Linked DNA regions of Mus musculus: region 2 is linked to region 1. A link is a loop called in an ENCODE intact Hi-C map of the cell type or tissue named here. Cell type or tissue: heart. All regions are shown on one strand. Links, peaks and the distances in the headings refer to the core of each region. The heading gives the core; the rest is flanking DNA.

What was found. Peaks named below come from ENCODE experiments on the same cell type or tissue, not always from the same donor. Only the 100,000 strongest peaks of a DNase experiment are listed, where the experiment ranks them.
Region 2: it touches region 1 in a loop (2.8-fold over the local background); 7 of 42 quality-filtered maps call a loop at or near these places.

Annotation. Positions count from the first base shown.
Region 1 is chr5:121,711,132-121,721,071 of GRCm38, forward strand. Atxn2 (ataxin 2) reads left to right here and starts at 478. Exons shown (of 25, transcript NM_009125.2): 1 at 478-1,145. The coding sequence starts at 505. In heart, for the core only: CTCF peaks have their summits at 2,388 and 3,810 (motif pointing left); DNase peaks (open chromatin) are centred at 660, 1,530, 1,680 and 2,320; H3K4me3 peaks cover 3,059 bases; H3K27ac peaks cover 2,143 bases.
Region 2 is chr5:121,656,313-121,666,252 of GRCm38, forward strand. It overlaps Acad10 (acyl-Coenzyme A dehydrogenase family, member 10), which reads right to left and starts at 4,198. Exons shown (of 21, transcript NM_028037.4): 1 at 3,981-4,198. Brap (BRCA1 associated protein) reads left to right here and starts at 4,251. Exons shown (of 12, transcript NM_028227.3): 1 at 4,251-4,536; 2 at 5,688-5,849; 3 at 6,984-7,179; 4 at 8,787-8,976. The coding sequence starts at 4,455. In heart, for the core only: no CTCF peak of the experiment used is centred there; DNase peaks (open chromatin) are centred at 739 and 4,229; H3K4me3 peaks cover 2,208 bases; H3K27ac peaks cover 1,357 bases.

The DNA of each region.
Region 1 (9,940 bases), core at 611-8,610:
CGGCAAGCTTCCCCACGCTGGCAGGGCAAGTCGGCACGCAGTGGCACCTGGGGGCCTACTGTGTGCCAGGCCCCGATTGCAGGTCCCCGCCCCGAAGGTGCCCGCAGGCCATCCTCTAAGTTGTGATTTGGTGGGGTGGGGGTGGGGTGAAATCAAGGTCCTCCAAGGGGGTCGAGGACACCCGAGCAGCTCACGGCGCCCGTCCCCGAAGCAGATCCCGAAGTTCAGACCCGCCTTGGCGAGGGCGGATCCCTCCTGGCCCCCTCCACGGCCCTAGTTCGACCCCGGGGAGAGCGAACGCGGCCCAGCGCTGCGCCCCGCTCCTCACGTGTCCCTGATCGGCCCCCCGGGCCGTCTCACGTTCGACTTCCGCCTGACCCTTCCGACTTCCGGTAAAGAGTCCCCCCCCCCACCCCCGACACCTCCCCCGCCCCGGGTCTGTTTCGCATCTCCGCGCCCTCCAGGCCCGCGTCAACCCCGTCCGCGTCCGCCAGCCCGGGTCCCATGCGTTCGTCCACCGCCGCCGCTCAGCGGCCCGCGGCGGGGGACCCCGAGCCGCGCCGCCCGGCGGGCTGGGCCGCGCGGCGCTCGCTCCCGCGGACGGCGCGGCGCGGCGGGCGGGGCGGCGCGGTGGCGTATCCCTCCGCCGGCCCTCCCCCGCGCGGCCCCGGCGCCCCTCCCCGCGGGCCGCGCTCGCCACCCTGCGCCTCAGACTGTTTTGGTAGCAACGGCCACGGCGCGTCCCGGCCCGGCTCCCGGCGGCTGCTCGGTGTCTGCGGGCCTCCCCGCCCCTTCGTCGTTGTCCTGCTGCCTCTGGCCCCCGCGGCCACGCCGGCCCGCGCCTGCCCGCCCGGCGTCCGCGCGTCCCCGCCGCGCTCCGGCGTCTCCTCCTCGGCGCGCCCGGCACCCGGCTGTCCCCGCCCGGCGTGCGAGCCGGTGTATGGGCCGCTCACCATGTCGCTGAAGCCGCAGCCGCAGCCGCCCGCGCCCGCCACTGGCCGCAAGCCCGGCGGCGGCCTGCTCTCGTCGCCCGGCGCCGCGCCGGCCTCGGCCGCGGTGACCTCGGCTTCCGTGGTGCCGGCCCCGGCCGCGCCGGTGGCGTCTTCCTCGGCGGCCGCGGGCGGCGGGCGTCCCGGCCTGGGCAGGTGGGTGTCAGCTCCCCCAGCCCCCTCCGCGCCGGGCCGATCCCGCGCCGCTCGTCCCCTCCCCCGCCTCGCGCCCCGTGACCGGCCGGCTTCGCGATGTGCCGGGGGGCCCGCGGAGGGGCGGGAGGCGCCGGCAGATTCCTTCGGGCTTCTCGGGCCGTGTCCAGCCTCCCGCACCATCGCGTCCCCTCCCCCCAGACGGCCAAGATGGACGGCCCTGGCGGCCCCCTGCCCCTCCCGGGTGTGCCAGGGGCGATTGGTATCCCGCCCCACCCCCTTGCTGCGCCCCCCCCCCCGATAGAAGGGCGGCTGAGCCTGGGTGCGGGTCGCAGGGGGTGGGGGGATCCTCTCCTGAAATGAGCCTCTTTGCCGGGTGGGGAGTCGGGAGGGAGGAGGGGAGATTGAGGCCCAGCCGCCCCAGGTAGGGTCAAGCCGGGTGTCCTGCATATCTATCCCCCGCCCCGCAGACCCTGGGAAGGTGGGCGACGGAGGCGAGGTGGGTGCCAGCGGCCTAACGCACCCATCCCCCTTTAGATCTGGGGCGGCGGGGTTCCCGCAGCGGGCCGTTCTTCCCCTCCCCCCCCCCAACTGGGGAAGGGGTGGGAGTGCCCGGCTCCCTCCAGGCCCGCCTCCCTCCTTCCCCGCAAGGTCCCCTGCGCGCGGGTGGTGGCCGATCCGCATTGCTGTTCCTCGTCCGCGGAGCAGAAGGCGCCTTTGAATAGAGGTGGGCGAGGGCCGGACTCTTGAGGTGGGTTGGCCGCGGGCTCTGGACACGCACCGCATTTTCCCTCCCAACCCCCCCCCCCCCCGGCCCAGTTCCTGCAATTTTTAGGGGTGAGGCGCCGCAACAGAGGAGTTGGTGCGGGTCCGAAGGCAACAACTCCCGAGTGTTGGCTTGCGCCCTGGTCCCCCTCTCCCCTTCCCTGGGCCCGATCTCGTTGGTAGGCTGGGGTGCTGTCCTGTGTGACTGGACTCTGGAGGGTGTGTGCGTGCGGGGGTGGGGAGTGGTGGGGGTGCTTGTCAGTTCGTATTTCACGAACTAAGAAAATGCTTAGTGTTAAAACGGAGAGGCAGATGCCAATAGACTCCATTCCATTGTGGCCGGTGTCCTTAACTTGGGAAACGCCGCCGCCAGAGCTTACCAAGGGCATGCAAGTCCTTTTCCCCTGTGCCCCTGTGTTACAGGCACTACTGTGCCTCCCTCTGGCCTAGGCCTGGCTGGCAGGGCCTGGAGCAGCCTCCTCCTTAAATAGACATCCAGGACTTAGGAGGTGGGCAAGGGGATTTTTCTTGTACGGAGTTTTCTTCTTAGCCGCATTGTCCTGCTGTCCGTTTCCAGAGAGTGTTCCTCTACAGCAGAAGTTAACCCCTAGGGTGAATCAGAGCCGAGGTTTTAGGGAATTCTTCTGGGAACAGTATGTTTTTTACTTTATTCCTCCACACTCCCAATTTTCCCTAACATGAGGCATTTCAAACCCTGCTTAGCTTGCCTCGTTCAAGTTAAACCATCATTTTATTTCCCCATCTCTGTGAAGTTAGGGTTTTGTAAGTTGTTTCTTTTCTGTCCTTGACTTTTAGTGAAAAACGAAAAGATACTTAAATGTAACTTTAAGGATGCATCCTGTTTTTCTTTGCTTTTTCATGTTTTCTCTTTAGTTATCAGAAAGTGACGTGTATGTCACTTTCACTCAAATACAAATTAAAGCTAAAGTTCCTAGGCTTCACCAGCTCTCTTTAGGCTTAAACATTAGATGGTAGCTGAGTTGACTCCACAGGGAGGTGAGCAGGGTGTGAGTGCCAGCAATCTTTTTCTGCAGTTGAGGTGCTGCAAAAGTGAAAGGCATTTCGAGTCTTCCTTGCTTCAAGTTCTTTCACTTGAAGCCTAGGTTTTTTTTTTTTTAAGAGTTTTCGTCCAATACTGGTACTCAGAATGTGTGAGTTTGTTCTGTACAGAGCCTTGGTTAATGTCATTCTCTCATTACTGTCTCTGTGGGTTCCTTGTAAATCCATTATAACTTGTAGAGTTTTGCTTTTGTGTGTGTGTGATTTAAAATAGGACTGGCTGCACTGAGGAAAGGAGGTGTAGCATTGGGGTTGGTGAGGTGCTTCAGGGGGTAAGGGCAATCAACTGGGATTCCCATACCACCAACCACCACCACCACCACCACCACCACCACCACCTCAGCAGGAAGCAACTGACTCCTGCTGCAAGCTGTCCTCTGACCTCTACACACCTGCCAGGGCATGTTCCCCTCCTCCACAGTAAATAAACTTAAAAAAGAAAAGGCGTCATGTTTGAGATAGCAAAATGTTCTTCCCAGCCTAGAAGCTCACTAAAGCAGTCTTTCACTTCTGGGCCTGCCCAGAGCCTGGAGCCTAACCCAGGGCCTTGCTTTTGCTACTCAGGCAGCCTGGGTCTGACTTGATTTTTGTGTGAATGGAATTTTGTGATTTTTGAGAAGAGTTTTTTCTTGTCAACACTCAAGAGGCCACTTTCTTAGAAAAGAACTGTGTGTGATCACTTTTTAAGAATCTTACGGGCTGGCGAGATGGCTCAGTGGTTAAGAGCGCCGACTGCTCTTTCGACAGTCCTGAGTTCAAATCCCAGCAACCACATGGTGGTTCACAACCATCTGTAACGAAATCTGATGCCCTCTTCTGGAGTATCTGAGGACAGCTACAGTGTACTTACATGTAATAAATAAATCTTAAAAAAAAAAAAAAGAATGTTACACAGTTGCACTGGAGATTCTACTTCTTACTCTTAACTTTGACCTTTTGTGAGGCTGTGCTCTTGTGGGATCGAGGCTTCCCCTTTAATCGGGAGGGTTTTTTTTTTTTTTTTTTTTTTTAAACAGTAGTGTACCTGCTAAACTAAGTTTCTCCCTGCCGGCTCGGACTTTGGTCTTGACGTTCCTGGTTTTGTGGAGGTGGTATGGTGAACTTTTTCATACTCGGAGCTTTTTGTTTCATCTTAATTTTTCCCTAGAGAAAGTGCCCAGGAGTGGTTTCACTAGGTCAAGGACTCTTAAGGTTTTATGGCTCTCACAAGCTGTGCCATGCTATTTCTCAGAAGACTCAGTGGGTTCTGGAGCCAAGAAGGCAGCTCTTTGGGGGATGGGCTCTGTGGACTTGTTGGATGCTCTTGGGGATGTTGCATTCAACAAGGCATGTGCTTTCATGGATACGTTTCCTGGTCGTTTCTACTTTTAAAGATTTATTTTTGTATGTATAAGTGCTTTGCCCGTTTGTATGGTATGTGTGCCCAGGGTCCACAGAGACCAGAAGAAGAGGGCCCTTTATTCCCTAGAACTGCAGTGACAGACTGCAGTGAACACCATGTGGTCCTCTGCAAGAGCAGCCAGCCTTTCTAACCCTGAGCCATTCATCCTGTCCCTCTTGATTATGTCTCTTTGAAGTTTTCCAGGATTGTTTTTTATGTGTATGGATGTTTTGTGTGCATGTTTGTAAGTGTCTTCATACTTTACTGATGCCCACAGAGACCAGGAGTGGGCTCTGGATCCCCTGGGATGGAGTTAGGGATAGTTGTGAGGCCACCATGTAGGTGCTAGGTTCCTCTGCAAGAGCAGCCATGCCGGGCTTGGTGCCACATGCCTTTCATCCCAGCCCAAGAGATGGGGCAAGTGAATCTTTGGAACTTGAGGCCAGCCTGGTCTATATAGGGAGTAGACTTACAACAAGTGCTCTTAACCTCTTCAGCCCTTGTATTTGAATTTTACATGAGCTTGCACTGAGACTGTGTATGAAGATGTTTGGGGGTCTGTAGTGTATAATGCCAGTGCAGATCCATGGTTTCTGAAGGAACTGTTCTAAAACTTTCTGGCTGTTAAAAAATTGTTAATCCTTTTTTATTTGTGTTATTAGCTGTTAGTTTATGATCACTTTTGAAAAAAAAAGTTAGCTTGTGGTGAAGCATGGTGGTAGGATTAACTGAAGGAGGTTGAGGCAGGAGGATCATGAGTTACAGGCCAGCCTGGGCTACACATGTACTGTTCAGAGGTGGTGTACACCTTTGATCCTAACACCGGGGAGGCAGACAGGCAGTCTGCTGCTGTACCGAGCAGCCAGGGCTACGCAGAGAAACCCTGTCTTGGAAAAACAAGTTTAATTTGTTTATGCATACCTCTTGTCTGTCTGGTGCCTGTGGAGGTCAGAAGAGGAGGCCAGATGCCCTAGAGCTGTAGTTATGGACGGTCATTGGGCCACTGTGTGGATGCTGGGAACTGAGCCCAGGTCCTCTGCAAGAGCGGCCAGTGCTCTTAACTGCTGAGCTACCTGTCCACAACCATGCCTTTATTTTTTGAGTTCAGATCTTTTGTATCCGATTGTTCTTGTCCTTGAAACTTTGGTGTGCCTGCCCAACCCCCTCCCAACTGTTGGGATTGTAAGTGTGCACCTGCCTACTTTATGCAGTGTTGGGGTGGTCATTCAGAGCTTGTCTGCATGCTAGGCACACGTTGTAGCTACATCCTCAGCTCCTAGTTAGTGACTGCACTGGGAGTCATCATGGGTTAATTCATATCCCTGCCTTCCTTTCCTCTTTATTGGGTTTAGTGGTTCGAGGGGCAGCATCTACTTTGTAGACCAGGCTGCTCAAAATTTTGTTTGCTTTCTTTGTTTTGAGACAAATTTGTAGCCTTGGGCTTAAAGGCTTGTATCTGTCACTCCTGGCTTATAGGCTTAGACATTTTTTTAAATTTACTTTTTAAAATTTATGTGTGTATATGTGAGCTTGTGTGGTTGTGTACCACATGTGTGCAGGAGCCCTGAGGAAAACCAGACCAGGGCACTGAGTTGGAGATGGAGGCAGTTGTGAGCTGCCATGTGGGTACTGTGGACTGAACCTGTGTCGTCTTCTGGGATAGGTAAGCATTTGTAAGGAAGGAGTCAGCTCTCAAGTGTGACTTGTAGCTTTTGTTTTTGTTTTTGTATTCTTTTTCAGACAGGGTCTCTTACACAATTGTGACAATCCTGAAAGTCACTGTGTAGTCCCGGCTGGTCTCCTAATTCAGAGAGATCTACCTGTCTCTGCCTTCTCAGGTGCACTCTCAAGCCTGGGTTAGTTTTGGATTTTTAGTTGTTGTTGTTGTTTTTGACAGGGTTTCTTTGTGTAATAGCCCTGCTGTCCTGGAACTTGCTTTGCAGTCTAGGCTGATCTCTAAGAGATAGACCTGAGTGCTGGGATTAGAGGCATGGGCCACCATTGCCTGGCTTGCCTGGAACTCCTTGAAGCATGCATCTTCTTGCCCCTGCCTCAGGCACCATGGCAGGCTCCCACACTTACTTTAAAAAAAAAAAATGTAGCCTAGGCTGGCTCACAAGCACATTTGGGATTTCAGGTGTGTACCACCATCCTCTACACTTCACACTTTAAACACCTTTTTTTTTTCTTTAAAATTACATTTGCAGGGCCTGGAGAAATGGTTTAGTGGTTAAGAGCACTGGCCACTCTTCCAGTGGACTGGGGTTAAGCTCCAAGCACCTACAAGACAGCTCGCAACTGTCTGTAACTCCTGTTCCAGGGATCTGACTCCCTTACACATGCAGGCAAGACACCAGCATACATAAAATACAAAATAAATTACATTTTGAGAGAGAGAGAGAGAATACATGAATGTGTGTGTGTGTGTTGGTAAATTTCACAGTTGTGTGATTGAAGATCCCAGGACAACTTGGAGGAGCTGGTTGTGGGCCAGCGAGATGGAATCCAGGTTACCTGCCAGATGCCAGACCGGGGGCAAATGCCTTTCTCTTTAAGCCTTCTTACCAACCCTCTCACTTTTTAAGAACTTTCTCTGCTTTAATCCCAGCATTTAGGAGGCAGAGGCAGGTGGATCTCTGAGTTCACGGCCAGCCTGGTCTACAGAGTTCCAGGACAGCCAGGGCTACACAGAGAAACCTCATCTTGGAAAAACAAAACAAAAAACCCCCCACCAAAACACAAAGAATGTTCTCTGATTTCTCAGTTTTGTTTTTTCAGTTTTTTTATGGCTTTAATCTCTAAAGTCATTGCATCTTAGAAATTGTTCATCTCACTTCCATTAAATGTCAGAGATATCTCCATAAGTTCATATCCCTCAAGTGCTTACAGCACCACACAGCATACATTGTTGAGTATCTGTCTGTAAGGCAGTGTTGAGTTCTTTCCATGTACTAATGACTAAACCAAAAATATTTCCTCTCCTGGAGTTTACATTCCTCTTTTGAGCCTTGAAGTTAGCGCCATGTGTGGCCCCGACTGTCCTGTGTCATCCCTGTCTTCTGGGGATTTCGGGTGTGGACACCACACCTATTTTGCCTTGACCGAGAGGCAGGCAGCCTTAGACAGTGCACCAGTGGCCTGGGATTAGAGGAAGCAGATTAAGGGCTGGAGAGTTTGAGGAAGTGATGGATGCAAATTTAAGTGGATTAGCGGAGCCTCCTTGAAGAGGTAACAGTGGAGGGTCAGGTCCTCCAGCCTTAAATCTTGGTTGCAGTTCATAAAGTTAAAACTGGCTCATTTTGTCATCTTTTGAAGTGATATTAATAGTTGTTTGATTATGCCAATCTGAAGTTAGCAGAAATTAATACTTAGATCATTACAGATAAACTACTAAAGTAAAGAGACATGTTTTTGCTGTTCTTTTGGATGTATATATTTTACTGGGTTTATCCAAATATGTGGAAATTAGTTACCTGTGTTTGAAAGAAACAATGTTGGGGCTGCTTTGAGTTCTGCATGCTAAAGTCTAGCAATAGAGACAGTTATGGGATCAGGCATGGTGGTCTTGCTTTGTCTAAATGTGAACTTGGGGTTTTTGTTTCTCTAATTAAACAGTTGCAGTTTTACACAGGGTTTGGGAACTTACCATCCTGATTAAGAGCCACATGATGCAGATTAAAGAACATCTCATTCTTTTTGTTCTAACCAGCTTCATCTGTATTGGAACTTCATTCTAGTATAGCGCTGGGTGCATGCACACGCACTGTCTTTAGAGACTTTTCCCTTGAATTGTAATGTTCTATTTTGGCTAGGTCGAAATTGCTTTTAGTATTATATAGTGTTGAGCGGGTACAAAAGTCTATTTTTATAGTTATTTGAAGTGATGGTGACAGCTTCAGTGGAGATGTAAATGGAATTTATTAGGCTAACCTGCTGCTGGAGTTTTTGAATTGGAAATGCATGGGGGAGGGATGTAGCTCAGTGGTAGAGGGTTTGCCTAGTATTCAAGAGGCCCTAGATTGAATACTACCTTCTGTCAAGAAAGAAAAACAAACAGCAACATTGATTTGAAGTTGCCTTGAAAAAAAATTAAAAATACATGGGTGAGTGAGTTTGAGGACAGCCTGGTGTACATAGTGAATTCCCAGCCAGCTAGGGCTGCATAGCTAGACCCTGTCTTGGAAAGGTGGGGTGGGGTGAGGGAATGAGCAGTGATAAGAGTGCTTGTGTGTTTGGAATGGGTGTTGGGGGGCCATCACTGTAAGGGGTGCAGTTGCCTGTTTTGGATTGTGACCCTGAGTGACAAGCCCCGTGCTACTCGCTTGCCTCTGCTTTCTTAGTTGTCAGACACAGAGTGTGCTTTCAGGAAACTGCCCATCGATGGGTAGGAAGCTTGGAGTTGTTGGTGAAGCCTAGAACAATAAGGACACTTTTGAATCCATACCTTAAAACTAGTGCCACATGATGGAAAATGTGATTATTTATTTAGGGACAAGGCCTTTGCCAAGGCTTGTCTAGAATCTGTGGTTCTCCTACTTTAGTTTCCTGACTATTGGGATATAGCAGGAGCCATCATACCTAAATGCTCTTAAGTGGGAAGAGAGCCTCATACTTTTGAATAGTGTGCTGCACTTCTTCATGAGGGGTGTGTGTGTATGTGTTTCTTGAAGCACACATTTAGTTCTATAGGTGCTTGTGCCAAAAGCTGCCTTCCTGTTTAAAACAATTGAGATCCTGTAGTTGTATATATGCTATGTCTGAGAAATGTTTGGAAAAATAGACATGTGAAATATGGTATATAATATATATATATATATATATATATATATATATGACACAGTCTGTGATAGAGATGAACACTGTCCTGGAGGCAGAACAAATTTATTTATGAGATAAGTAAGCTGAGTATTCACTTATTTATAGATGGGGTTGTTTTTTTGCCTTATAATTGGAACTTTTAGGTTACTTCCAGAAAAGCAAAATATTGACAGGCATGTTGGTGCAAGCTTTTAATTCTTGGATTCGAGAGACAGGCAAGTAGTCTCTTTATTTTGAGGCTAAGTTCTAGGCCAGGCAAAGCTACAAAATGAGAATCTCAAATAATAAAATCTCACTGGGAAGCAAAGTCAAATACTGAGAGTTTTTCTTTTCCTTTATTAAGATAACCAACATTACAGGTTCATATAGGATACAAACAGAGATATGGCACATAGGTTTTTTTTCTTCCCTCAAGGTAAGGTTTAGCCTTGGCTGTACTGGACCTAAAAATACTTTTAGGTTATTTTATGTATTTACAAGTGTTTTTACCTACATGTATATATGTGCACCGGGTGCATGCTTGTTGCCTTTGGAGGTCAGAAGAAGGCATTAAGTACTCTGAGAATGGAGTTACATAGCCACCATATGGGTGCTGGGAAGACCAGCTAGTGCTTTTTACCACTGAGTCATCTCTCCAGCCTCTTGTTTTAATTTTTTATTGGTGCACATTTCTTCAGCCTCTTGCTTTAATTTTTTTAGTGGAACCTTTGTGTTTCTGGGAGTAATGTATATGAATGCAGTTTTCCTGGAGGCC
Region 2 (9,940 bases), core at 565-8,564, 55 kb before region 1:
GCTCCCGGCTGAGGTCCAACCAATGCTCAAGCCCCACCCACAGCTGGCTTCAATGACTGTTCACATGGGCCTTCACCCTCAACTGCTATCACCACTGAAAAGGGGGTTTGAGCCCTGACTTTCCTTGTCCCAACTCACCTGCCTCAGCCCTGTCTGTGCTCGCTCCTGAGACCCCAATCTCCTGCCTTCTTCTCTCACTGCAGATGTCTCTTCAGGACCCTGGTGGCTCCCTGCTCCTTCCTCCTTCCTCCCTCATCAGCCAGAGAAATCCTTCAAAGCCGCAGATGTGACCACATCTTAACCCCATTTTGTTTTCATGGTTAGCTTGTTTTTGTTTTGTTTTTGACACAGAGTTTATCCATGTAGCCCTGGCTGTCTTGGAACTCACCCCGTAGACCAGGCTGGTCTCAAACTCAGAGGTCAACCTGCCTCTGCCTTCCAAGTGCTAGGATTAAAGTCCTGCACCACCAGCCTGTCTTATCCCCATTTAAAACCTTCATTGGAAACAGTGTGTGATAGTCCAACTGCAGGAGATAGTAGCTGACCTGGAAAACTTAAAGAACCTGTGTGTTAGTAACCTTTTTCATTGCTGACCCACTCCCTGACAGAGTAGCACAAGGGAAGGATTTGTTCTGGGGCACAGTTTCAGAGAGCTTATTTCGTGGCTGTGCACGCAGCTCCATGCACTTGGCCAGAGCATCATGACAGAAACGAGGTTTGTACTTCAGGGCCAAGCAGGAAGCAGAGAGGGAACATAGGAAACGGCCAGGGCAGGACTCCAGGGCACACACTAGTGACTTGCTTCCTCTAGCTGGTCCGAACCTCTCAGGATGCAACAGCTCCCAACAAAGATATCTCAATACAAATCTGTTGTGGGATCGATCCACTGACTGGGTCCAGAGCCCTGAGAGGTAAACTGTCTCTGGACCCCATCACTAGAACACCAAGTGGTCCGGATTCCTAAATCTGGAGGCCCTCTTATTCAACTATCAGAAAGTAGGCTTTTTGGGGGGGGGCTTGCAGGGCCACACCTATAATCTCAGCACCAGGGAGACAGAGGCGGGGGCGGGGGGGGGGGTCTCAGTGTCTCTGAGCCAGCCTGGGCTACATGAGACCCTATCTCAGACACAGAAACAAAGTCTGAATAGACACAGAAACTGACTAGCAAACAAAACCAAGGCCTAAAACGGGAACTTTTCGTCTTTTTTCTCTTTTATTCTTGAGAAAAAAAAAATCTTGCTCTGTAGCCCAAGCTGTCTCAGGTGCTTGGGTCCAGGCAATCCTCCTGCCTTAGTCTCCTTACATAGCTGGCATGGGAGGGACATATGGACCGCTGTGCCCAGCTAACAAAAGATCAAATAGTAAACCATGAAAATCTCAAGATGTACCGATTCATCAAAATTTGGCTGCGTTTTGTACTTAAAACAAAACAAAACAAACCCCAAACTCCAGACTCATGAGCCTCTCTCAATTTTCGTCTTTCCATGCCGAGGCCAAAGTCTATGAAGGACAACACCCTGATGCGGAGGCAGAGGTTACAGGCTTATGCTGCCACTTCTGTGTTGTGTATCCCTGGGGAATCTGGCCTTTGTGCACACTAGGTAAGCACTCTCTGTCTGTCCCCCTTCTCTCCAGGCCTTGGCACCTGCTGTGCCACCAGACCAGAGCTGTTCCCCTGCTTCACCTGGCTGGTGAATTTCTACTCGCTGTTACACATCAGCCTTGCCCTCTTCTCTGTAGATTTTATTTCTTTTCCCCATTGCTGACTGTGGCAGTTTTGTGGTGGGCTCCCACCCCCAATGGCCCTTTTTCATAACTGTAGTGGAGTATTTAACCTCTACAAACACTAACTGTTCTCCTAACTGCTTCTATGGTAAGCCCCACAAGACAAGGATTGTGTTGTCTTTTAGACAGCCATCTCTTGGGGCTCGGTGCTAGAATCAGAACAGCACCTCAGGCTAGATGACCTGAAGGATGAGAAACTGGATAGATCAGAAAATAGCATGGAGTCCTGAGGATGCATGGCTGTATCCCTAGCACATGAGAGGCAGAGGCAGGGCAGCCTTGAATGTCCAAGCTAGCCCAGGCTAGCCAGCAAGAAAAGGGAGAGAGGGTGCAGGGAGGGAAGAGCCATGTTTGAGTGGCTGACATCCAGGAAGAGCTGTGACTCCTTGTCCCCTCCTGGTTAGCAATGCTAGTTTCCTGGGACTGGCATCTTCTATACCACAGAGCATCTTTGTTTTCTCCTTGTCAATCAGAATGAGGTTAGACTAATGTAGGCTTCCTGCCTCGATCATATTTCATAAACATCTACATGGTGTATAGTTTTATATTACAGACATGGTGTAGTAAAGACATAACAGATCTTGTGTTTGACTGGTTTCCAAGCGTGACTCTGCTATCCATTGACAGTGAGGTCCTATGTATGTTACCCTCTCTGAGCCACAGCTTCCTCCTCTGTAAAATGGGGATAATTTCAGTACCTATTGCAAAGGTGGGGGGGGGGGGTAACCATTGCCTAAGGTAAAGAATGTAGAGCTATCAAGTTAGTGTGTGTCACACTATTTAGGGTTACCTAACACGTGACTTGGGGGTGTGCCTCAGCAGAATGGCTTGTTCTTAGCACGATGAAGACTCTAGGTCAATCTCAGCACCATAAACTAGTGTCTGACACAGTCAGATGATCTACACTCTGTGGATGGCTTGTCCACTTTCATATATGCCCATTTTTCCCCATGAGGGGTATGATTTGGTGATATCTATGCTTTTTTTGGTGGTCACCACCAGGTGACAGTACCACTGAGGTCTATGGTTCACAGACACACATACACGCACCCCAAAAGGGTTATAGAAAGTGAAAGTTGAGCAGAAGTTGGGAAATCTTGGCATTAAAAGGCTTTAAGACATATTACATAGAAAATAGTATAAACACCTCTATATATTGTATGTTCCTGTTACAGGTACCATTTGTATCCATGGCCTCTCCCAGACCTCTTACACTATAGCATGTACACAATATTGTCCTTCCTGACATGTCATATTTTTTCTCCATATATGCACTAATCTTACCTGGCCTTTCTTCCTTTCTTTCTCCCTTTCTTTCTTTCTTTTCTCCTTCCTTTCTTTCTTTCCTTCTTTCTTTCTCTTATGTGTGTGTGTGTCCTGAACATTGTTTCGATTATATCGTGTGTATGTGTGTGTGTATTTTAGACACTGAACCCAGAGCCTATACCTAAAGCATTCTAACCCTTAAGTGCATTCCTCAGTGTGTGTGCTCACTATAGCACCTGCACAGAGGACAATCTTGAGTTAGTTCTATCCTGCCATCTTGTGAAGCACAAAGCCTTCAGCAGAAGCCTGGAAGTAACCCTGGCACTGATGAGGTGGAAAAGGCAGGAGGGTCAGAAGTTCAAGGACATCTGATTCCAATACGTAGAGAACATAGATTATCTTTTCTCCAATATATAGGGTTCTCAGTATCTTGGGCTACTCAAGACCTTGTCTCAGAACAACTCAAAACCTCAAAACAACTAAACAATGGCCAGACGGTGGTAGGGCAGGGCTGTATCCCACAACTCCAGAGGCTTAGGCAGGCAGATCTCTGAGTTCGAGGACAGCCTGGTCTACAGAGTGAGTTCTAGGACAGCTAGGCGTACTTGGAGCAACTCTGACTTGGAGAAGAAAACAACAAAAACAAACAAAAAATAAAACAAAACCAAACACATCCAAACCACAAAACCAAATTTAACCATGACCTATAGGCTTCCCAGCGTATCCCTGTCTCTTACACAGCGTTTTGTATCACACAACCGAGTGGTTATGCAATAACTAGCTCAGGATCGCACGAGTGCTGAAGCTTGTCCTGTCTGGGGCTGTTTTCTGTGTCCGCAAAAATAATCATCCCACGCAGCCCCGCAGTGCCCGGCTCTCAGTGGATTATCTGTGAAGTCATTGCGCTCCTAGCCAGCCCCTCGCCATACCTGCAGAAAGTTACAACCCTGAGGTCGAAGACCCAGGAAGCCTCAGAGTCTCTGCGGACCCATAGACTCTCGGTGAGCCCTGCGGGAAAACTAAGGAGGACAAACGTAGAGAGGGGTCAAACGCAAAATAGGAGCCAGGCGTCTTTGCGTGCTCTGCGCACGCTCCTCGGACCCTGTCCAGACGGTCAGCCAAGGGGGCAGAAGCAGCTGTCGAAAGCGCATGCGCGCCCGGGGCCTCGCCCCTTTCCGCGTGCGCGTGCGCGACCCGGCGGGTCAGAGACGGCGGCCGACAGGCGGAAGCGGAGGTTGTTGTGGCTCGGCAGGCTGCGCGCGACGGGGGCTGCCGCTGCTGAGGCGGCGGCCGCGGCTTCTGAGGCGGTGGCGGCGCTGCCGACCGCGGGCCGCTCGGCCTCTGGGCTCGGGCCGCAGCCTTCCGTCAGCCCACCGGGGCCCACGCCGAGCAGCGCCTGTCCTATGAGTGTGTCACTGGTGGTCATCCGACTGGAGCTCGCGGGTCACTCGCCGGTCCCCACCGACTTCGGCTTCAGCGCCGCCGGTGAGTCGGCGGCCTCGCGCCGGGCCGGAGGGTCGGCAGCCCTCGCTCCACCGGCCCCCGGACTTGCCGGGCGCCTCTGCTCGACGTCGCCCTCGCTGCGAGAAAGCGCGGCCCAGGGCGCGGGGGCGATGCTGTGCGCCTTTCCCAAGCTGGCAGTCAGACAGACCGGTGGGGAAAGGATTTGCCCAAAGTTAGGTGTGAGTGGCTGGAAACGCGAGTTTTAGCCCAGCCGGGGACCGAGAGGCTGACGTCTTCACCACCGGCCACAGACTTCCTTAGTGGGTCATGCAGCTTCGGCTCTTCCCGTGATCGTCACAACCTTACCTGATAGCATTGAGGATCCTGAAGTGAAGGCAGGAGGACAGGCAACCAGAAGCCAGGCAGGGTTGGGGGGGGGGGGCGGAAACCTGTCTCAAAAGACCGACGAGAAAAAGGTGTGTGTGGGAGGGCGATTGCTTGGTATCTGTCAAGAGTTTTGTCATGCCCTGAATCAGACTTGGTCTGATATGTGCCATACGGACTAAATGTCCCAAGTTGATGGAAAAGAGAAACGGACACTTAGTTTGGAGAGCTGGGCTGGCGCTCGTTCTCGGAAGGATGGCATCCTGGACACTCTGTGGGTCCATTCTTTGGAGCTGCAGTAGAAGAGTGTGTTGTGGTCTTTCTTGGTCTTTGAGACTCCAGTGACTTGATTTATTTCAAGGTTACAAGCGAAATTCCAGAGCTCAAAGTGACCCCTAGATCTGAAAGTCAGTTAAGTTGGCACTAGGCACAAACAGGTAACTTCATCCTGGCCCAGTCCTGGAGACATTTATGCAGTAAAGCCTAGGGGGAGAGTACCTACTGTGTGCTTAGATGTGTGGATCGGGTGCTGAGAACTCCTACTGTGTGCTTGGTTGTGTGGGTTGAGTGCCGTACTGGACAGGCCTGGTGCCTGCCTCAGAACTGATGTTAAGGAATTTCGGTCACATCTCCGGGTTTCTGAAATGCTGCTTATTCATTAATAAGTAGAGGGACAGAGGCAGACACTGGAAAAGAGCCTCATCCAGGGGGACACGCCATAGAGGAGCAGGAAAGCTATTGATTGATGTGCCAAGAAGTGAGAGGAATTTGTTCTGTCATTAGGTATTAATCTTTCATGTGTTCTCCAGCTGGAGAGATGTCTGATGAGGAGATCAAAAAGAAGACATTGGCTTCCGCTGTCGCCTGTCTAGAAGGGAAGTCAGCCGGGGAGAAAGCAGCCATCATCCACCAGCACCTTGGCCGTCGGGAAATGACGGATGTGATTATTGAGACCATGAAGGCCAGAGCAGGTATGCCCACAGGAAGCCTGGCCGCGCTCAAGTACTCTGAGCCCCTGGCTGGTTTTTGTTTTTTGGTTTTTGTTTGTTTGGTTTGGTTTGGTGTTTTTTGCGGTTGATGAGCAGCTGAGGCTGGGTACATTTGTTAATGAGTATGGCCTTGAAGTAATCTTGCTACGTTCACCTCCTGAGTGGTGGGATCATGTGTATGCATCCGTATGTCCAGTTTGCATCCTGCTGGGCACAGACCCAGGGCTTCATACATGTAAGGCTAGCGCTCTCCCAACTGAGGTATAGTTCCAGCATGCTTTTTCCCCCCAGCACTTGTGTTCTTTATGTGATTTGTGAAGCATATTTCATTGTCTTTTTTGAAAGGGTTATGTAAACCCTGGAGTTTGGAAACATACCCCAAGACCCTGTTTTAAGAGAGTAATACAGGAGAAACTAGATTGGTTGTCACAAAGTGGGCTCTTCCCTCTGGTGGGAATGCTTATAACTACTAACTCTGCTCCAGTGGAGCAGTTCCCGGGGAAGCCTGCTGCCCCGTCCCTGCCCTACCGGCCTACACAGCTGAGGAAGTGGATGCTTTCTGCATCTATAGCATAGGTGTGGTCACAACTGGAAGGTTCAGTTTTCAGAGAGCCCTGACTTGTCACCGAGGAGCCAGTGGTGAATGTTGCCTGCTTGTGTTGGGGTGCTGCTGGATGTGGGAGGAGCTTCTGTTGGGTTTTGAGAGTGTTAAGGGATTTATTATTATTATTAAATTTTATTTATTTACATTCCAAATATTGCCCTCCCACCCACACCCACACCCCCATTGTTAAGAGATTTTTTTACAAGGGTATGAGGAGATGTTTTTACGCAAAGAGAGCTGTACATGTTCTTGAGAGACTCCCAAACCGAACAGTTCAACAGTATGGTTTGTTGGGTTTTGTGACAGGGTCTCTTACATCTGCAGCTTTCCTGCTTCAGCCTCCTGGTGCTGGGATTACAGGCGTGAGCCATCATAACCAGCAGGGATGTGGTTCTTAATGCAATGTTGTAGTTTCTCTGTCACAATTTCCCTTGCACTTGAAATTCTAACTTTCTTAGGCTCCTTAGGCTTATTTCCAGCTGTTTGTGATCTGCTAATTTTCACTTTGTAAGATGAAGTGAGAGACACAGTGGAAGAAAAGAAGCCTTCAGCAGCCCCTGTCTCTGCACAGAGAAGTAGAGAACAGAGTGAGTCTGTGAACACAGCCCCAGAGTCTCCATCCAAACAGCTCCCAGACCAGATTTCCTTCTTCAGTGGCAACCCTTCTGTTGAAATAGTCCACGGCATTATGCACCTGTACAAGACAAAGTAAGCCCAGCTCGCTTCCTTCAGACTGCTCTGATTTTTGCTTTGAGTAGGGAGAAAACTCTGTGCCCGAAATGAGGTCAAAGGCTAAAGCTTTGACAACAAACATACTGCCCTTAGGTACTGTGGACTACAGAGTTCTGAGTGTTGTGCGTTTGACAGTGTAGATTGGGCCAAAGCTCTCCTTACTCAATAATAAACATGTAGATGCACGTCAGAAATGCTTGGGAAATAATCTATTAACCGTTAGGCATGGGTATTGATTGGGGTGGGGACTGAAAACAAAAGGAGTCAAAGCACCTTGTGCTTATGTCTGTACTAAACCGCAGGAGCCAGGTGATAGTAATTGACATGCCTGTTTTCGTGACTTCTTTATTTTGTTTTAGGGTTTTTGATGGTTTGTTTGTTTGTTTGTTTGTTTGAGACAAGGTCTGTAAAGGTGTGCACCATTAGGCCTGGCTTTTACAATTTTTTTCCCTCTGTTTAAAAAAGAAAAAGCAGCCAGGCGGGGTGGCGCACTCCTTTAATCCCAGCACTTGGGAGGCAGAGGCAGGCGAATTTCTGAGTTCGAGGCCAGCCTAGTCTACAGAGTGAGTTCCAGGACAGCCAGGGCTACACAGAGAAACCCTGTCTCGAAAAAGCTTTCTTCTGGAAGCCCAAGGAAAGGAGGCACTTAGACAGATAACCCACCAGCTGGGTCTTCAGCTCTCAATACAATAATTTGTTGATGTCTCAACAACTGTCTTTGCCCTAACTTGCCTGCCATGTCCCTCCAGGGAAGCTGGGAAGCAGCCAGTCCTCAGGTAGCCGTTTTGGATCCCAGCCATCACGTCTGTTTTCAGCATATCAAAAGCAAATTGCACTCTCCCTCCCTCAAAGCTGTTCAGACCAACAGTACTTTTTCTAATCTCAGTCCCATTGTCGGAGGTTAGAATTGTTGCATAGACTTGCGCTCACTCTTCTTCTGGAGCTCTTAAGACAAACGTCAAAGTTGCACTGTGCCTCAGTTAAACATGGGACTGGAGACATGGCTCAGAGGTTAAGAGCACTGGCTGCTCTTGCAGAGGACCTGGGTTCATTTTCCAGCACCCACAAGGTGGCTCACAACCATCTTTAACTCTAGTTTCAGGGGTCCATGCCTTTTCTTCTAAGCACCAGGCCTGCGTGTGGTGCACAGACATATGTGTAGGCACACTCATACCCATAAAAATAAATACCTTTTGAAAAGAATAAAACACTGAGTGTAGTAGTCTAAATTAATAACTGATTAAATCAAGATTAATAATTCTGGAGAGGTGCTGTGTGAGGTGAATACAAGCAAAATACATTGTGTGAAATTCTCAAGGAACTAATCCAATACCTTTTTTTAAGATTGAAAACTCTGGTGGGGGTAATGTAGAACATTTAGGGCTTGCCATAAAGTGCACTGCAGACACGTGGAAAAGGACCCAGGTACCCATAGTGTGTGTTTCAAGCAAATTCACCAGTTAAATATTTGAGTTGATTTGTAAAATACTAGCCATTTTATTTTTTACATTTTCTCAGACAAAAGAGTCATTTGGTTGTTGTTCTCCAGACTTTTCAAGACGGTCTCATTGTCTTCCTCTTAGTAAGATGACCTCCCTAAAAGAAGACGTTCGGCGCAGTGCCATGCTGTGTGTCCTCACCGTCCCTGCCACCATGACCAGTCATGACCTTATGAAGTTTGTTGCCCCATTCAATGATGTAATTGAACAAATGAAAATCATCAGGGACTCTACTCCGAATCAGTACATGGTACTGATCAAGTTCAGTGCGCAGGTAAAAGTTAAGATGCTAGACACCTCTCTGCTGCAGACGGCTAGAGAAACTGCGATGCCAGTTTTGTGGGTTTTATGCCTCAAATTCAGATATGGCTCCTAGGGTGTGGTTGGCGAGGTTGTAGCCCCAAGGCTATTAGAAATACAATTACGGGCTGGTGAGATGGCTCAGTGGGTAAGAGCACCCGACTGCTCTTCCGAAGGTCCGGAGTTCAAATCCCAGCAACCACATGGTGGCTCACAACTATCCGTAACGAAATCTGACTCCCTCTTCTGGAGTGTCTGAAGACAGCGACAGTGTACTTACATATAATAAATAAATACATAAAATCTTAAAAAAAAAAAGAAATACAATTACATTGGCCTTTTTTTTTTTAAAAGATGTGTGTGTGTGTGTATGTGTGTATATATGTATATGTGTGTGTGTGTGTGTGTGTATATATATATATATATGTATGTATGTATGTATGTATATGAATGAGCACACTGTGACTGTCTAAGACACACCTGAGAGGGCATCAGATCCCATTACAGATGGTTGTGAGTCACCATGTGGTTGATGGGAATTGAACTCAGGACCTCTGGAAGAGCAATCAGTGCTCTTAACTGCTGAGCCATCTCTCCAGTCCTTTTTTTTCTTTTCTTCTCTTTCCTTTCCCTTTCCTTTTCTTTTCTCTTCTCTTCTTTTCTTTTCTTTTCAATAAGGTCTCACTGTCTAGCTCTGACTAGCCTGGTACTTGCTTTGAAGACCAGGCTGACCTGGAATTCACAGATATGTCTGCATTTGTCTCTCAAGTTTTGGAACTACCATACCCAATAAAAACAAAAACAAAAACAAAAAAAACCCTAAATGACCAAATCAGCCATGAGTTTAACCTGGAATCTTCTGATCTATATTTAGAGGCATTACCCATTGTTCCTCTTGCCTGCACTCCCATAATTTAAAAAGCATTTTTAACGATTAT